Linked DNA regions of Homo sapiens: region 1 is linked to region 2. A link is a loop called in an ENCODE intact Hi-C map of the cell type or tissue named here. Cell type or tissue: ascending aorta. All regions are shown on one strand. Links, peaks and the distances in the headings refer to the core of each region. The heading gives the core; the rest is flanking DNA.

Region 1 (8,447 bases), core at 265-8,264, 280 kb after region 2:
GCAGAGATGGTCACACTGTGAGGGGAGGGGGTCACACTGTGAGGGGGAAGGTGGTCACACTGTGAGAGGGGAGAAGGTCACACTAAGGGGAGGTAGTCACACTGTGAGGGGAGGTGATCACACTAAGGGGAGGTGGTCACACTGTGAGAGGAGGTGGTCACACTGTGAGGGGAGGTCACACTGAGGGGAGGTAGTGACACTATGAGCAGAGATGGTCACACTGTGAGGGGAGGTGGTCACACTGAGGGGAGGTAGTGACACTGTGAGCAGAGATGGTCACACTGTGAGGGGAGGTGGTCACACTGAGGGGAGGTAGTCACACTGTGAGGGGAGGTGGTCACACTGTGAGGGGAGGTGGTCACACTGAGGGGAGGTAGTGACACTGTGAGCAGAGATGGTCACACTGTAAGGGGAGGTGATCACACTGTGAGGGGACGTCACACTGTGAGGGGAGGTGGTCACACTGTGAGAGGGGAGGTGACCACACAGGGGAGGTGGTCACACTGAGGGGAGGTAGTGACACTGTGAGCAGAGATGGTCACACTGTGAGGGGAGGTGGTCACACTGAGGGGAGGTAGTCACACTGAGAGGAGGTGGTCACACTGAGGGGAAGTGGTCACACTGAGGGGGGGTGGTCACACTGAGGGGAGGTGGTCATACTGTGAGTGAGGAGCTAGTCACACTGAGGGGAGGGGTCATACTGCGAGTGGAGGTAGTCACACTGTGAAGGGTGGTAGTCACACTGAGAGGAGGTGGTCACACTGAGGGGAAGTGGTCACACTGAGGGGAGGTGGTCATACTGTGAGGGGAAGTGGTCACACTGAGGGGAGGTGGTCATAGTGTGAGGGGAGGTGGTCACACTGAGGGGAGGTGGTCACACTGAGGGGAGGTGGTCACAGTGTGAGGGGAGGTGGTCACACTGAGGGGAGGTGGTCACAGTGTGAGGGGAGATGGTCACACTGAGGGGAGGTGGTCACAGTGTGAGGGGAGGTGGTCACACTGAGGGGAGGTGGTCATAGTGTGAGGGGAGGTGGTCACACTGGGGAGGTGGTCACACTGTGAGGGGAGGTGGTCACACTGAGAGGAGGTGGTCACACTGAGGGGAAGTGGTCACACTGAGGGGAGGTGGTCATAGTGTGAGGGGAGGTGGTCACACTGGGGAGGTGGTCACACTGTGAGGGGAGGTGGTCACACTGAGAGGAGGTGGTCACACTGAGGGGAAGTGGTCACACTGAGGGGAGGTGGTCACACTGAGGGGAGGTGGTCATAGTGTGAGGGGAGGTGGTCACACTGGGGAGGTGGTCACACTGTGAGGGGAGGTGGTCACACTGAGAGGAGGTGGTCACACTGAGGGGAAGTGGTCACACTGAGGGGAGGTGGTCACACTGAGGGGAGGTGGTCATAGTGTGAGGGGAGGTGGTCACACTGGGGAGGTGGTCACACTGTGAGGGGAGGTGGTCACACTGTGAGGGGAGGTGGTCACACTGAGAGGAGGTGGTCACACTGAGGGGAAGTGGTCACACTGAGAGGAGGTGGTCACACTGAGGGGAGGTGGTCATACTGTGAGTGAGGAGGTAGTCACACTGAGGGGAAGTGGTCACACTGAGGGGAGGTGGTCACACTGAGGGGAGGTGGTCATACTGTGAGTGAGGAGGTAGTCACACTGAGGGGAGGGGGTCATACTGCGAGTGGAGGTAGTCACACTGTGAAGGGTGGTAGTCACACTGAGAGGAGGTGGTCACACTGAGGGGAAGTGGTCACACTGAGGGGAGGTGGTCATACTGTGAGGGGAAGTGGTCACACTGAGGGGAGGTGGTCATAGTGTGAGGGGAGGTGGTCACACTGAGGGGAGGTGGTCACAGTGTGAGGGGAGGTGGTCACACTGAGGGGAGGTGGTCACAGTGTGCGGGGAGGTGGTCATACTGAGGGGAGGTGGTCACACTGAGGGGAGGTGGTCACACTGAGGGGAGGTGGTCATACTGTGAGTGAGGAGGTAGTCACACTGAGGGGAGGGGGTCATACTGCGAGTGGAGGTAGTCACACTGTGAAGGGTGGTAGTCACACTGAGAGGAGGTGGTCACACTGAGGGGAAGTGGTCACACTGAGGGGAGGTGGTCATACTGTGAGGGGAAGTGGTCACACTGAGGGGAGGTGGTCATAGTGTGAGGGGAGGTGGTCACACTGAGGGGAGGTGGTCACAGTGTGAGGGGAGGTGGTCACACTGAGGGGAGGTGGTCACAGTGTGCGGGGAGGTGGTCATACTGAGGGGAGGTGGTCACAGTGTGAGGGGAGGTGGTCACAGTGTGAGGGGAGGTGGTCACACTGAGGGGAGGTGGTCATAGTGTGAGGGGAGGTGGTCACACTGAGGGGAGGTGGTCACACTGAGGGAAGGTGGTCACACTGAGGGGAGGTGGTCATAGTGTGAGGGGAGGTGGTCATAGTGTGAGGGGAGGTGGTCACAGTGTGAGGGGAGGTGGTCACACTGAGGAGAGGTGGTCATAGTGTGAGGGGAGGTGGTCACACTGAGGGGAGGTGGTCACACTGTGAGGGGAGGTGGGCACACTGTGAGGGGTGGTAGTCACACTGAGAGGAGGTGGTCACACTGAGGGGAGGTGGTCACACTGAGGGGAAGTGGTCACACTGAGGGGAATGGTCATACTGTGAGGGGAGGTGGTCACACTGAGGGGAAGTGGTCACACTGAGGGGAATGGTCATACTGTGAGGGGAGGTGGTCACACTGTGAAAGAAGATGATCACAGTATGAGAGGTCATCCTTCAAGAGGCAAGTGCCCAAAAATCTGTTTATAATCTAGAGCAATATTTGCCTGAAATAAACTTTAAAAGTGGTTTTACGCTATTTAACCCAGTGTCAGAACAGCAGCATACAATATGAGCTCAAAATCTTGTATAATTTTAGTAAGGTAATTGTTTTTGGTTGGTTTGATACAATTCTCCAGAAAAATTAAGGAAGAAAGAGCCAACCTCATACACATTGCAGAATATATCCACGAGGCCTTACTGGTGGCACCCAAAGTTTTCAGAACCTCCCAGTACTTAGTTGTGAGAATCAGTTGCTTTTTCCCTATCACTGCCTTTATTGCTCTAGTTTAAATCTGAATTCCTGCAACCCTCACTGACTGCTCTTTCCAATGTGTGCATAATCTCCAGCACCCCGTTGTGTCTTGCTTAGCCAAGTGGCAATGACTTTATGCCTCCATATAGCTTGAGTCTGTTTTCCTATCTATAAGCTCTTATCACTAGTAAGTTAATAATCCAACAAAACCCTGCAAGGAATTGCCTTTTCTATTCAAAATAGAAGGAATTATTGGAAGTTGAAATAAATGTACCATCAGAGTCCACAGACTCTTGATCTAGGGTGATGTTCAAGAATCACAGTGTTTGGAAAGCAGCCAGCTCAACCCTGGGGGATGTGCTTTCTAGAAGTACCCTGCTCTGGAGGGCAGATATGCAGTGGTGAAGCAAATATAGCAGATGTTAACTGTGGAGTCCAGGTGCAGGTGTGCAGGTGTTCAGTGGACAATTCTTCAACTTGTCTCTGAAAATTTTTATAATGAAATGTTAGGAAAATCTCTACTACACTGTACCTATGTGCAGCATAAGATTCTCAGCTTCAAACAACTTTATTCTTTCTGAGCCCTACCTTTTTAAATATATCAATAAAATTTGACTTGATTGTGAATTTATTCTAAGGTTTTAAAATCCCACTTCTTGGGAATTATAAGCAAGAAAACTTTTCATATAGGACCTTTCAAGTAAAAAGGTTTAATCACTCCTTTTTTTTATTTTTAAATTTTTTTATTTTTAAAACAGAGGCAGGGCGTGGTGGCTCATGCCTGTAATCCCAGCACTTTGGGAGGCCGAGGTGGGCAGATCACCTGAGGTCGGGAGTTCAAGACCAGCCTGACCAACATGGAGAGACCCTGTCCCTACTAAATATACAAAATTAGCCAGGCATGGTGGGCCATGCCTGTAGTCCCAGCTACTTGGGAGGCTGAGGCAGGAGAATAGTTTGAACCTGGTAGGCGGAGGTTGCAGTGAGCCGAGATCATGCCATTGCACTCCAGCCTGGGCAACAACAGCGAAATTCCGTCTCAAAAAGCAAAAAACAAAACAACAACAACAACAAAACAAGTATGATCTACAGATGATTTTTATCTGAAAATGAAGGGCTTGAAATGACTAACCTGGATGACTCTTGAGGACATTATGCTAAGTGATATAAGCCAGTCACAAAAAAAAGTACTACAGGGTTCCACTCATATGAGATGCCTGCGTAGTCACATTCATAGAGACAGAGGTGGTTTCCAGGGCCTGGAGGATGGGAGGGTACGGAGCTGGTGTTTAATGGAGACAGCGTTTCAGCTGACGAAGATGAGAAAGTCCTGGAGATGGACAGTGGTGAGGGTTACACAGCAATGTGAATGTACTTCATGCCACTGAACTGTACACCTAAAAATTATTAAAATAAGACATGTTGTGTATACTTTGCCACAATTAAAAATAAATTTTCAAAAGCTAGAAAAAAAATGACCATCCTTGCAGAGCTGACTACTGTTGTTTTCATTCTCATGAAACTGCCGTTACAACTGTGCAGGGTCCAATTAATTTCTGTATCTGGCCTCTTACTGTGTTTTACAGGAGGAAGATCTTCCTTCCATAGAGCAGTTAGCCCATCAAATAGAAGATGAGGAAATCAACCCGACTGAGAAGCCCAGGCAATACCTCAAAAGAGTTTTTGAGGAATCCATCTACAAAACCCTGGTGGAGAGAAGCACTCTTGACTACCTGCACTATAACCGCTACCACCTGCCCATGTACGCGTGGCCAGGCATCGTTTAGTTGTAGGCAGGGTCTCCCCTTTATGGTTTTCATTTATTTAGTTCCTGGAAACGCGCTCTGTAGAAATAGAAAAGTTCTCTGCAGCCTGGTTTGACAGCGAAGCCAGCCCCTGGTGGTTTTGTTCATTCCTTTCCTTCCCTGACTTATGCCTGTAGTTTTCTATCATCCCAGTAGGTGGCACACGGCCGTGTGCCTCTCTTCTGGGGCAGGCTCGCTTTACAAATCCCAGGCATGTTCCTGTGCAGAATAATCCATTTCAGCAATAAAATGAGATCATAGTGTGTAAAACTTGTTTTTACCTTGGGTGTGATTCTGTTTGATTTCCTGGAAACTTCCGCTGCCAGTCTTGTTAGTTCTTCACATGTTTACCCAGCAGTACTTGTGGGTGATAAAAAAGAAAATGTGCCCAGAATGGAAAATTAGTAAACAGATGATGAGAAATTAAATCTGCAGTCCAACATAAGAAGCAGTGATTGTGTAGGAAAGCTTACATGACCTTTGGAAAGGAGGAGGCTGTATTTCTGTTTCAAATTGCAGATGAGGAGCATAAAGTCACAGAAAAGTTGGGTGCTCAAGGGGTTCACACATAGGTTTTAGATTAGAACGTGGTAACGTGGTAATGGGAAGTTCATCAAAGTTCATTTTCTTTGATCCTTAGCACTGTTGCTTTGCATTGAGGGGGGCGGGGTGAAGGGGTCCCTAGTACATGTCAACTCTAATGTGGATCAGAAACCCTTTTTCTTATAAATAAAGCAAATTAATTGCCCACTAGTAACTAACTGCATGGATTCAGGAATGAGGGGGAACAACACATAAGATTGTGCTCATTTATTGGGTCTCTCAGTAGACAGTGTGACACAATTTTTCACAGCAGGGCTTAAAACTGGTTTTTGTGAACAATTCCAGTTTTTTCTTCATGTGTTGTATTTTATGTAAATGTTGAGCAAAAGTTGGCACAAGATAAGGGATACACAACTATTAGAAGGAAAGTCAGAGCTGGCATTACAGCACTGTGTACACATTATCAAACTCTCTGCTGCAAACTGCCAACTTGTTGGAACTGCAAAGTTATTTGATATTGATATTTCTGCAAAATAAAATTGTTCCAGAATACTGGACTCTTGATTTTCCCAAGGCAGGCAAAAGCAAGCAATAAATGCTCCTAATTCCTTCACATGCACGTTTTCCGCAAATGCATGGGTCACTGGGGGGAGGGTCCAGCATTGGCCATATGGTACACACTGTGTCACTTGAATGGGGAACAATTGCTACTGGTCCACTCTTCAGAATTCAGACCCAGCACACGTGGAACCATATTTCAGGGGCTGGTGAATGAGTCAGCTCAAGCAACTCTCCTCCCCTGTCCCATTCCCCTGAAAGGACCTGGGTCAAACTCATAAGCAAAAGGAGTAAGTTTCTGTGACAGGTCCTGGGACCCCTGGATGCAGATTAACAGAACAATCTCGGAGGATCAACAGTTATGACTTCTGTGACCAAGTATTAGCATTAAAAAGCCTCCAGTCACATAAAAGTGACCCCAAATGACAATGTCAACCTTAATACCAAATCATGCATAAATGTGACAGTAAGTTTTCCTTTGCTGCCTTTTGAAAAAGGAGTGTTAGTGCTCCATAAGTATCACAGCAGACTTGAAAATATCTAGAATATATTTTAGTGTACAAAGTATATTGGGTGACATTATTTTAATCCTTATCTCACACTTCGAAAGTGGGTAATTTACAAGCTATTTAGCATAGATGCTAAATAATTTCCTGAATCTAAGAATCTTAGCATATCTGTTCAGACTTGAAAACTTTATCACTGAACAAGTTGCCTAAGAATAAAAGAGGAATTCAAGAGTTGTTGGTTATAACTTGCAATTGACTATTCTAAGGGCTTTGGGAAAATAACGGTGAAGATAAAGCCTGGCTTTTAAAAGGAAGGGCTTGAAACAGACCAATATTTGGACTTGGCTTGCACAAGGCATGAATTCCGTAAGTGGATTGAATGCTTGGCGTCTCTACATATTTCAGCACTTGCTGCTGAGCTGGGGACATCTTGGGCTGTAAGCCTGATCTTGGAATTCTACAGTTTTAAGCAAAGAATATTAATCAGAAAATACCAAAGTTAATTTTCCAAAGTTTTATTCCCCCAAATCACATGCAACAACCCCGCCTTCTGATGCCTCTAATTGCTCTCCCAACAGATGTCAGTTTTTAATAAAGAGTGTAACCACCGCCTTTCCAAAAATGGCTTATTATGGTTTTACTACACTCAAACATCACAGGAGGGCAAGAGAAAAATCAACGATGAAGTGAGGGAGGGAAGGAAATATGGCATGGAGCATAAAATGTAAAGCCAGCCAATCAATATTTACCCTTTCAAGAGGGAGAGAGAGAGAGGAGGGAGGGAGGGAGGGAGGGAGAGAGAGAGAGAGAGGGTGCGCATCCGAGTGAGCCAGTGTTAGCCAAGAAGCAGGGAGCAGGGCTCGAAAGTCGCTGAGCGCCGAGTGCGAGGAGCTGTTGATTGTTTTCTGGTTGAAAGAAGAAGTGATGATAAGGCTGGGATAAAGTGAGCGCCGGCAGGGGCGCAGAGCCCGCAGCTGTATGCTAATGCTCACAGAAACCAAGCCTCCGCGTCCCCCATTAAAGCAGGCGACCAGGAGGCCACACATCACTGAACAAATAGGCTCTCTCTAGACAAATAAAATAACACACGTTGGCCTGTGGGGAGTGGGGGGAGAGTAAGAGCAGGGAGAAGAGTGGGGGGAGAGTAAAGGAGGGGGGAGAGAGAGAAGGAAAGAGAGAAGGGGAGAGGAATGGGAGACTGGGAGAGAGGTGGGGGGGAAGAGAGGGAGAGAAGACAGAAACAAGCGAGGGAAGAGACAGGAGAGAGGGACGAGAGGAGAGAGGGGAGCAGAAAGACAGCAAAGAGGGCTGGGGGAACTGGATGGGGAGGGAGGGACAGTGGGAAGAAGGGGCTGGGAGAGAAGAAGGGGGCCAGTTATGGGGGGGACACCACAGGTCGGGGGGGGGATTAGGAGTGAAAGAGATGGGAGAGAGAGGAGAAGGAGGGAGAGGTGACACCGTGGGGAGCAAGAAAGGAGGGGAAAGAAAAGAAAGGAAGAGACAGAAGGAGAGAGAAGGACAGGAGGAGGGAGAGGAGGCGGATGACACAAGGAGGGAACCAGAGGGCGAGGGAGGAGAGCAGGGACGGGAGAAGAGGGAAAGGCGGAGGAGAGAGGAACGGCGGTGGGGGGGGAGGAGCACCCGCCAACCCCATAGCAAGAACGCTCGCCAGGGTAGAAAGTATGCCCTTGTGGACCCCAGGAGTCTGGCTGCCTCTTCGTCCTCCTGCGGCAGGCGAGGCGGGGTGCAGGTGTGAGTGGGGTGGGAGGAAGGGGAAAGGATCGGGGTCGCCGCAGCCTTTCTGGTCAGTTTCGCTGGGTTTTGTCAGTTCCGTTTGAGACCGAGGCGCACGGACTAGCGGCCGCCAGCACCTCACAGGTGGAGGACACCTCTTGCGCCCCAAGGTCAATGTCATCCCGATGGGTCCCGTGCCGTCCTGACTCTCCCTGACCTAATTCT
Region 2 (8,447 bases), core at 360-8,359:
ATTACCAAAACTCATTTAAGAAAAAATAGGTAACTTGGATGCTTCCGTATCTATTAAAGAAAAATCAGATGAACTTTGGGTGAGAGGAAGGGGGCCCTCCTGCCCAGACATTGGCCTCTCCCCAACCCACAGCCTGATTTGCTCTTTTTCTCCTCTTTTTCTCTTGTTCTCATGACTCTGAACTCTGCCTTCCTCAGGACCTAGTCCTCAGTTTTCTCTCAAGCTCATCCCTTTGACTCCTCTGTGCCAACCTTGCCACTCAGTAACCAGTGCCCTACTTCTGAACTCTTGGTTTGGGGTGTGGTCTTGTCACTCCTTGAAGGGCAGAGTTTCACAGGAGAGGCCAAATTGCAGTGAGCGGAATAAATGGGAGGTAAGGAAATGAAAGCAAAGGAGTAGTCAGTGCTATTTTTTTTTTCCTTTTTGCTGGAGAAAGTCACTGCTCTTCAGAGAAGTTTTGTGTTGAAGGGAAGCAGAGAGAGGGAGGCCAGAAACCTACCTGCAGATGCTGAACATTATGCAAACAGTGTAATGTGATCCCGTTTTTCCTATCCACGTGGAGCATTTTATTTGCATTCTGAGAGCGGGGCAGCATGTCTCTTAACGAAGTTCACCAAGAAGCAGATGAACTTCAGATACATATTATCTACCTAATTTAGTTTGAGAGAAGAAAATTCCTCATATAAAATGATCTTTCATTACTTTCTTTTTATTAATAGCTAAATAATCCTCTCTTTATAAAACCCTTTGATAATGATACAAATACTAATGCAAGCCAAAGGCAGTCTGAAGAAATGGAATTTTGTGTATGAAATGACATTTTTAATTGGTTCTCTCATGTCTTTCAAATTTTTATTCCTGATTTATAAAGTGTCTCTTGTTAGTGTCAGGGGAGGCAAATAGACCCTCCTGTCCTTCAGGAAATTATATTTTTTAAAGAAATATTACCTTCAGTTTTTAAATTACAAGAATCTCCACAAATTAATTACTTAGGATCTTGTAAGTAGTGTAACAATTGTTACACTTTTATATTCATTTTAAAATCTCTCATTTTTTATGCCATTTACTAATTTTTTGGGGAGATGGGTTTATTTAATAAAATGAATTCTAGTTTCAAATCATAAAACTTAAAAGTAAAAGTTATTCTTTCATTTTTCTGTGTATGTAACTATACACACACAAGTATAGTGGCATACATGCACTCTCTCTACATATATACCTATATATATCTCCATGATCATATGTTCTGTTAATTATATTTTTCACTTAACATAGCATCTCATCATTTATCATCTTTAGAGATCAATTTCTTTCTTTTCTGATGGTGCCTGGTCCATGATGGCCTAACCATCATGTAGCTCTAATACAATTCATTTAGCTCTTGCTTATTTATGGAAATTTAATTTAAGTTGTTTCCTGTAAAAAATTTACCACTTTTTCTATAAAAAATAATACTGTAGTAAACAGCATTGTACATATATCATCCAGCATTCATATATAGTAGTGTACAACAGATAACTAAATGTGGAATTTGGTGTAGGAAATACCCAGATGTTTGCAAATTCTAAGATTTAAAAATAGATGCCACCAAATTATTCAACGTAAATATCATATCCATTTATATTCTGACCAAATAGAGTTGTTTCCTTACATCTTCATCAGTGCTGAGTATTTTCAGTTATTAAAACTGTTTCCTGGCCGGGCACAGTGGTTCACACCTGTAATCCCAGCACTTTGGGAGGCTGAGGCAGGCAGATCACGAGGTCAAGAGATTGAGACCATCTTGGCCAACATGGTGAAACCCCGTCTCTTCTAAAAATACAAAAATTAACTGGGCGTGGTGGCATGCATCTGTAGTCCCAGCTACTCGGGAGGCTGAGGCAGGAGAATCTCTTGAACCTGGGAGGCGGAGGTTGCAGTGATCCGAGATTGTGCCATTGTACTCCAGCCTGGCGACAGAGCAAGACTCCATCTCAAAAAAAAAAAGAAAAGAAAAAAGGTTCCCTGTTAGACCAAAATAGTATTTTGTTGCTTTAAATTGCATTTGTCTAAATCTGTGAGAGTTTGAGTGCCATTTTACAGGTTCCATTTTAAATGAATAAAATACTTGAATTTAAAGTAACTTCCAGTTAAGCTATCATCCTACCAGATGATTAAACATGTTCCTACAAAGTAGGCAATTCTAGACAATTCCAAAGGATTGGGCAGGGGATAGATATGAGTTACTTACAACTGACAAAGGCAAATTTCTAAAAGTATTTTCTTAAGTTTTAGTCAGGATACCCGATTTGTATCTTGGGAATTATCATTTTCTGGAGGTATGTAGGGCTTAATTAAGGACTTTCAACTTAGTTATTCAGCAAGGGATTATTGTAATAGAAAACTTGTATATAAATCCAACACTGAAAATGACATGTATAGAAGCAGCCCATTCAAAAATTCCCTATTCCTTTCACTTTTTAGTAAGGTATTGTCTGTTAATTTACTCGCTAATAGCCTACTTGTCACTCAGGATGCAGGGTGCAGGAGAAAAGATGTGGGATGTGCTCAGCCCAGTGCCAGGCTCCCAGTAAGCATTTGGTAACAGATGGTTATGGTTTGGTCTCCCTTTCTGCCTCCTTTCCTACACCCCTTCCTTCTTTTCTTCCATTTTTCTCTTGAAAACTTGAGTGCTATGGACTATAACCTTCAGTGGACAAGGTTCACAAAACTTGAAATAAACCTGGATACCTTAACCTGAGGTCTTGCACATACAGCCCCTGATGTGCCCATAGAAAATCTGAAAGAAGCAAAACACAAGAGGAATGATAGCAAAGAGGTGACAGTGGGTACTTTGCAGTGAGGAAGGGATGTTTATTAGAAGATAAGTGGACAGTAGTGAATTCGTGTGGAAATGGTGACAGTATGGCAGTCAGTGCCTTTGCCTGCAGAAGGTAGAGAGTGTGGCACATTTTAGAAAGCCCTCTATCCACATGTTCAGATTCGAGTTTTGATACTTGCAGGCACAGAATTTCATGTATCTGGAGATTGCAGTTGTGTGGACTACCTCCCTCCTTAACAACGCTAGAAAAATGGAGACTTTACAGAACATCAAATGGGCGTGGCTGTGTGCCTCTTAGGTTGCCTCCTTTCTCTTATTTCCCTCACATGTATTTTTTGACATCCGTTTCAACGATAGTTACTTGCACTGATAGTTAATGGTGAAGAACACAATTCGTAAGACACTGAACCAGTGAAGGGTTTGGGGATGTAATTATCCTTCAGCCATTTGGCTAGTGACACATTCAAAACCAATGAATTAACACTGTAATCCCCTGTCCTGTTTCTTTGATTTACCCATGTGGAAAATTATGCTGTAATCTGCCCATCTACTTAGACAGTAATTAGTGAAGTTACTGTTCTGTACTTTTCATACTATCTGAAATAAAGCATAGCTACTTCTGGACACACCTCTAAAATCTACAGTGGGCTTAATTAATCATCCATGGTGGATTTGAGATGTGTTCAGATTTAGAAACTACTGGCATGCTCTTTTTCTGGGGGAAAACCTGTCTTTTTCAAGTCCTCCTGGGGCTGGGAGGAGACTTGGCCAAGGAAAGGATTATGTGCTTTCAAACAATGTTGTGAAATAACTGGTTTCCTTAGTGGAGTATTGCTTCTTTGTTGATAACAATGGTTGATTAAATTGGCTCAACCTTGTTGCTTTTTAAAATAGATGAAAAATCTCTAATCATCAGGGAAATGCAAATTAAACCACAGTGAGATACTACTACCTTACTCCTGCAAGGATGGCCATAATTTAAAAGTCAAAAAACAGCAGATGTTGGCATGGATGTGGTGAAAAAGAACACTTTTACGCTGCTGGTGGGAATGTAAACTAGTACAACCACTATGGAAAACAGTGTGGAGATTCCTTAAAGAACTAAAAGTAGAGCTACCACTCAATCCAGCAATCCCACTACTGGGAATCTACACAAAGGAAAATAAGTTATTATATGAAAAAGATACATGTATACACACGTTTATAGCAGCACAATTTACAATTGCAAGGATATGGAACCAACCTAAGTGCCCATCGACCAATGAGTGGTTAAAGGAAATGTGATATTCATACACCGTGGAATACTACTCAGCCATAAAAATGAACAAAATAATGTCTTTTGTTGCACCTTGGATGAAGCTGGAGGCCATTATTCTAAGTGAAGTAACTCAGGAATGGAAAACCAAATACCGTATGTTCTCACTTGTAAGTGGGAGCTAAGCTATGAGGACACAAAGGCATACAGAGTGACATAGTGGACCGTGGGGGCTGGGGAGGGGGAGGTTCGGAGGGGGTGAGGAATAAAATCCAACCTATTGGGTACAGTGTACACTGCTCAGGTGATGGGTGCACTAAAATCTCAGAATTCACTACTAAGGAACTCATCCATTTGACTAAAAACCACCTGTATTCCCAAAACTATTGAAATTAAAAGAAATAAAATAGATGAAAAAAACATTCTTTAAGATTTAAGATGGGTGGTTTGTAATTACAAACTTTTAACTCTTAAGGCAATCATTTTAATGAAACATTTGATAGTCCCATGTCATGCTTTTTAGAAATCCACTTAAACTTGACTTCTGAGCAATTTCATATGAATAATTATGAATATCCTAAAGCATTCCAAAAGAAGGGATAGGGCAATTACAGATTTCCCCCAACAATCTTCATGAATAAGACTGGTAAGTGACCACCAAGTCTATGGTGGAGCCAAGTCCAGCTGGAGCCATACTAGCCCAGGATGGACGTTTAGATCAGATGTGCTTTGAAAAGCACATGACAAATTTGAGCTTAAAACCCTTCATAATTTTTAAAATCATGACATTTTCCAAGGACTAGAAGCTAAATGACTCCAAAACCCATTTGGAAGTTCTACAGTGGAATACTATATGGAGTTTAGAAATGATAGATTTGATTTTCTTAAAGAAGACCACTAGAGGTCACAAGAGATCTTGAAAAGAAAAAGGGTGCTTGGTTTTGCATACCTGAAGTGAAAGAAAAATCTAGTTGACGCCGATCTTAGGTTCTCCTACCCCATGTTGAGATGGTGTTCATGGTAAAAAGTTGGCTTAACTAGAACACACTGCATTCTCTATCACTACCACTAAATTAGATTTTCTATGACTTGTTTTCTTAATTCACTGGTTTCTTAAAATACACACACACACAGGTTTGAAGAAATATATTTATGGTGTTTGAAGTGACAACATTCAGTTGTACATTTTACAACTGTACATTTTAAAGTCCAGCTTTAAATACAAATCCTCTCTGGATATGGAGAATATCATCAGACAGGAATGAGGAGGCTGTGCCAGGATTCTGGATGCGGAGGTGGCCTGCTGCTGCTGCTGCTGCTGCTGCTGCTGCTGCTGCTGTCACTCCAGTCCTTAAGTGTGAGTTTTCCATCTGTGCATTTGCAGTGGTTTCTGTGCTGGCAGGGAAGTGATGCACACCTCTCAGACTCGAGGGAAGCAGGCCTGCAGGTTTTCCTCTGGGGCCGTAATCATGTAGTGCAGCAGCCAGGCTGTGGAGGTGATGAAGCAATGTCAGGATCTGCGTGTCACCCAGAGACCCATCAGGCTGCGAGGGAGAGTTCTGCATGTTCTGGATGTCGCGGTGCTCCTAGCAAGCTCAGCTAACCGACTGGTGGAAGTGCTGAGGGAGTTTGTCCTCACTTCTCCCCACCTTCCAGGAAGCCAGTGAGAGCTACCGGCTCATTTCTAGCTGTGGACTTAGAAGACACCCATTTCCCAAGTAGGGTGTCCTGAAAGGGGGTTGATTTCCTTAAGGTGTGTGTTCAACTCCATTTCACATGGCACAGTTTTCAGAGTCTGATGGAAATCTGGGTGTCTGAGAGATTGATAAGTGTTTATGAGGTGGACCTTTTGTTTCCTCCAGGGAAGTTAAAATAAAATATTGTATAATTGATGACGTTAACAAGCACATTGCTGCCCCCTCCAAGACACATTCAGAATGGAAGATATAAAGTAACTTTGCTTTTCGCTCAGAGAATTGTACTATTTCCGTTGCACTCTGTGCTGATCTATAAACTCCGCATCTTCATCGCCACTGGAACACTGTGCGGCCTGTCAGTGCCAGGGCATGTGACGCTGCGGTGCCAAATTCACAGTGGCTCTCCTTGCATCCTGACTTTGACAGGCAGCGCTCATTGCCTCAGAACAGTCACGTTGAAACATTTGACTGCATGAGTTGTTTTCCATAGCTGGGGTGTTTTGTTTCTGTGGGGCTGGACTTTGTCATATGCCATTTGAGACTATGTGAGGCTGATGTCATACTTTATCATTAGCACTCGGGCTGATGCAAGATCATAAATTATCAATTACCCCAAGGAATGCATTTAGCAGAACAAGTTCCTCTTTATCCATTTTGGGAAAGGGCTTAAGAGAGAGCCTCTTCAGAACTCCAAGATTTGGATGTTTTTCTATTTTTCCCAGAAGAATTCGTGTTGAGGTATGATTATGGATAACTTTGTTAACGGGCTGCTGAGGTTCATGAGCAGGCCTAGGGCTCTGGGTCTTTCGGAACCTTTATTCCTGATGTTTATAGCTACAGAGTAATATTTCTGTGTCCATCGTATATTTAAAAGCCTATGGTGCACAGTTGATTGTGTGTGATTGCTGTCTTCATTCACTTAAATGATTAGGTTATTGAATTATTTTTCCATTATTTAAAATGTCTGTTAATAAATATTGATGCAACCTTTTATTTTTGGCAAAACGTTTGAAAATGGATTTGTTGACTACTCTCTCCTAGAATTTTTTACAAATTATTCTTAGCCAATATCATCAAGGACTCTTTTTTACAGAGAAAAGCCACCACCTCTTATTAGCAATGCCCTTTTGGCAGGTTAAGTGGGGAAGTGAGTTGTTCCTGGAATGTTCTAGGCTTTTTCTGCCAAGGTTCTGAGGGCTCACGTGGAGAACAAACACTTGCTAAGGACTTAGTGTGCCCCAGAGAGCAGGCTTTAGTGCGTCATCTGTGTCTTGCAGCTATTCTTGTCCCTACCTGTTTTTTGTACATGAGAAAACCAAGTCTTAGCATTGAAGTGACTTTGCCAGTTTCTTTTTTTTTTTTCTTTCAAATTTTATTATTATTATACTTTAAGTTTTAGGGTACATGTGCACAATGTGCAGGTTTGTTACATGTGTGTACATGTGCCATACTGGTGTGCTGCACCCATTAACTCATCATTTAGTATTAGGTATATCTCCTAATGCTATCCCTCCCCCCTCCCCCCACCCCACAACAGTCCCTGGAGTGTGATGTTCCCCTTCCTGTGTCCATGTGTTCTCATTGTTCAATTCCCACCTATGAGTGAGAACATGCAGTGTTTGGTTTTTTTGTCCTTGAGATAGTTTGCTGAGAATGATGGTTTCCAGCTTCATCCATGTCCCTACAAAGGACATGAACTCATCATTTTTTATGGACTTTGCCGGTTTCTTAGTCAGTAGAGTCAGAAGGCTAAGTAGAGGGGCTGTGATGCCACCAGCATGGGACCATAGGTTCAGACTGCCCAGACGCTGCCCCTTGGGCATAAAAATTCTGCCCTTCACTGCTGTCAGTGTAAATGGGACCCTTGGCAAGGTCTCAGCACAAGGTAAGGGCCCAGTTCACGTTGGCTATTGCTGCTGGGTTACATGCTAAAGAACTGCTACAGAATTCCTTCTGTGTCCCTAAAGAGCATTTTCCGTGGTTGGGAAGATGCCACACCTTGGCCGTAAGAATTAGCACCAGAACTGGACAATATATATCCAGTGATGATCCCATCATTGGGTTCCTGGGAAGGGAAGTTGGGAGAGAAGAGTCACCGGAGGGTGTAGGGTGGAGATGAGCTTTGGAGGATGCTGGAATTGGGGATAGGCAAGGGGATCAGAGCACTGGCTAGAAATAGAGGTGGGAAGGAGGGAAGATGGTGAAGTCTCCTTCTAGAGACAATAAGTAAATCAACTTGTATCATTATTGGTGACTAGGGTGGAAAGATGCAGGCAAAGAATTTTGTGCCCATCCCAGAAACAGTGGGGAGCTTGCAAAAGTGGAGTTTTAAAAAAATAATTTCAATTTTTATTTTAGATTTAGGGGGTACATGTGCAGGTTTGTTACCCGGGTATATTGCATGATGCTGAGATTTGGGGTACAATTGATCCCATCACCCAGGTACTGAGCATAGTACTCAACAGTTTTTCAACCCATACCCTGCTCCTTCTCTCCCCTCCCTAGAAGTCCCCAGTGTCTATCGTTACCATCTTTATGTCCCTGAGTGCCCATTGTTTAGCTCCTACTTATAAGTGAAAACATGCAGTATTTGTTTTTTTGTTCCTGCATTAATTCACTTAGGGTAATGACCTTCAGCTGCAACCATGTTGCTGCAAAGGACATGATTTCATTA

Evidence for each region. A loop is a pair of places that touch in the nucleus more often than their neighbours do. Peaks named below come from ENCODE experiments on the same cell type or tissue, not always from the same donor. Only the 100,000 strongest peaks of a DNase experiment are listed, where the experiment ranks them.
Region 1: a loop joins it to region 2, with 2.6 times the contacts of the local background. A loop is called at or near these places in 19 of 110 quality-filtered maps.

Annotation. Positions count from the first base shown.
Region 1 is chr20:20,355,551-20,363,997 of GRCh38, forward strand. CFAP61 (cilia and flagella associated protein 61) reads left to right here. Exons shown (of 27, transcript NM_015585.4): 27 at 4,660-5,148. The coding sequence ends at 4,860. Among named protein-coding and RNA genes, the nearest start is that of INSM1, 8.3 kb to the right of the region's middle. RefSeq lists an enhancer at 4,895-5,189 and a silencer at 4,895-5,189. In ascending aorta, for the core only: a CTCF peak has its summit at 5,028 (motif pointing right); no DNase peak of the experiment used is centred there; H3K27me3 peaks cover 310 bases.
Region 2 is chr20:20,079,026-20,087,472 of GRCh38, forward strand. The region is part of intron 6 of CFAP61 (cilia and flagella associated protein 61); the gene reads left to right. Among named protein-coding and RNA genes, the nearest start is that of CFAP61, 31 kb to the left of the region's middle. In ascending aorta, for the core only: a CTCF peak has its summit at 4,969 (motif pointing right); DNase peaks (open chromatin) are centred at 5,656, 6,216 and 6,996; H3K27ac peaks cover 2,765 bases.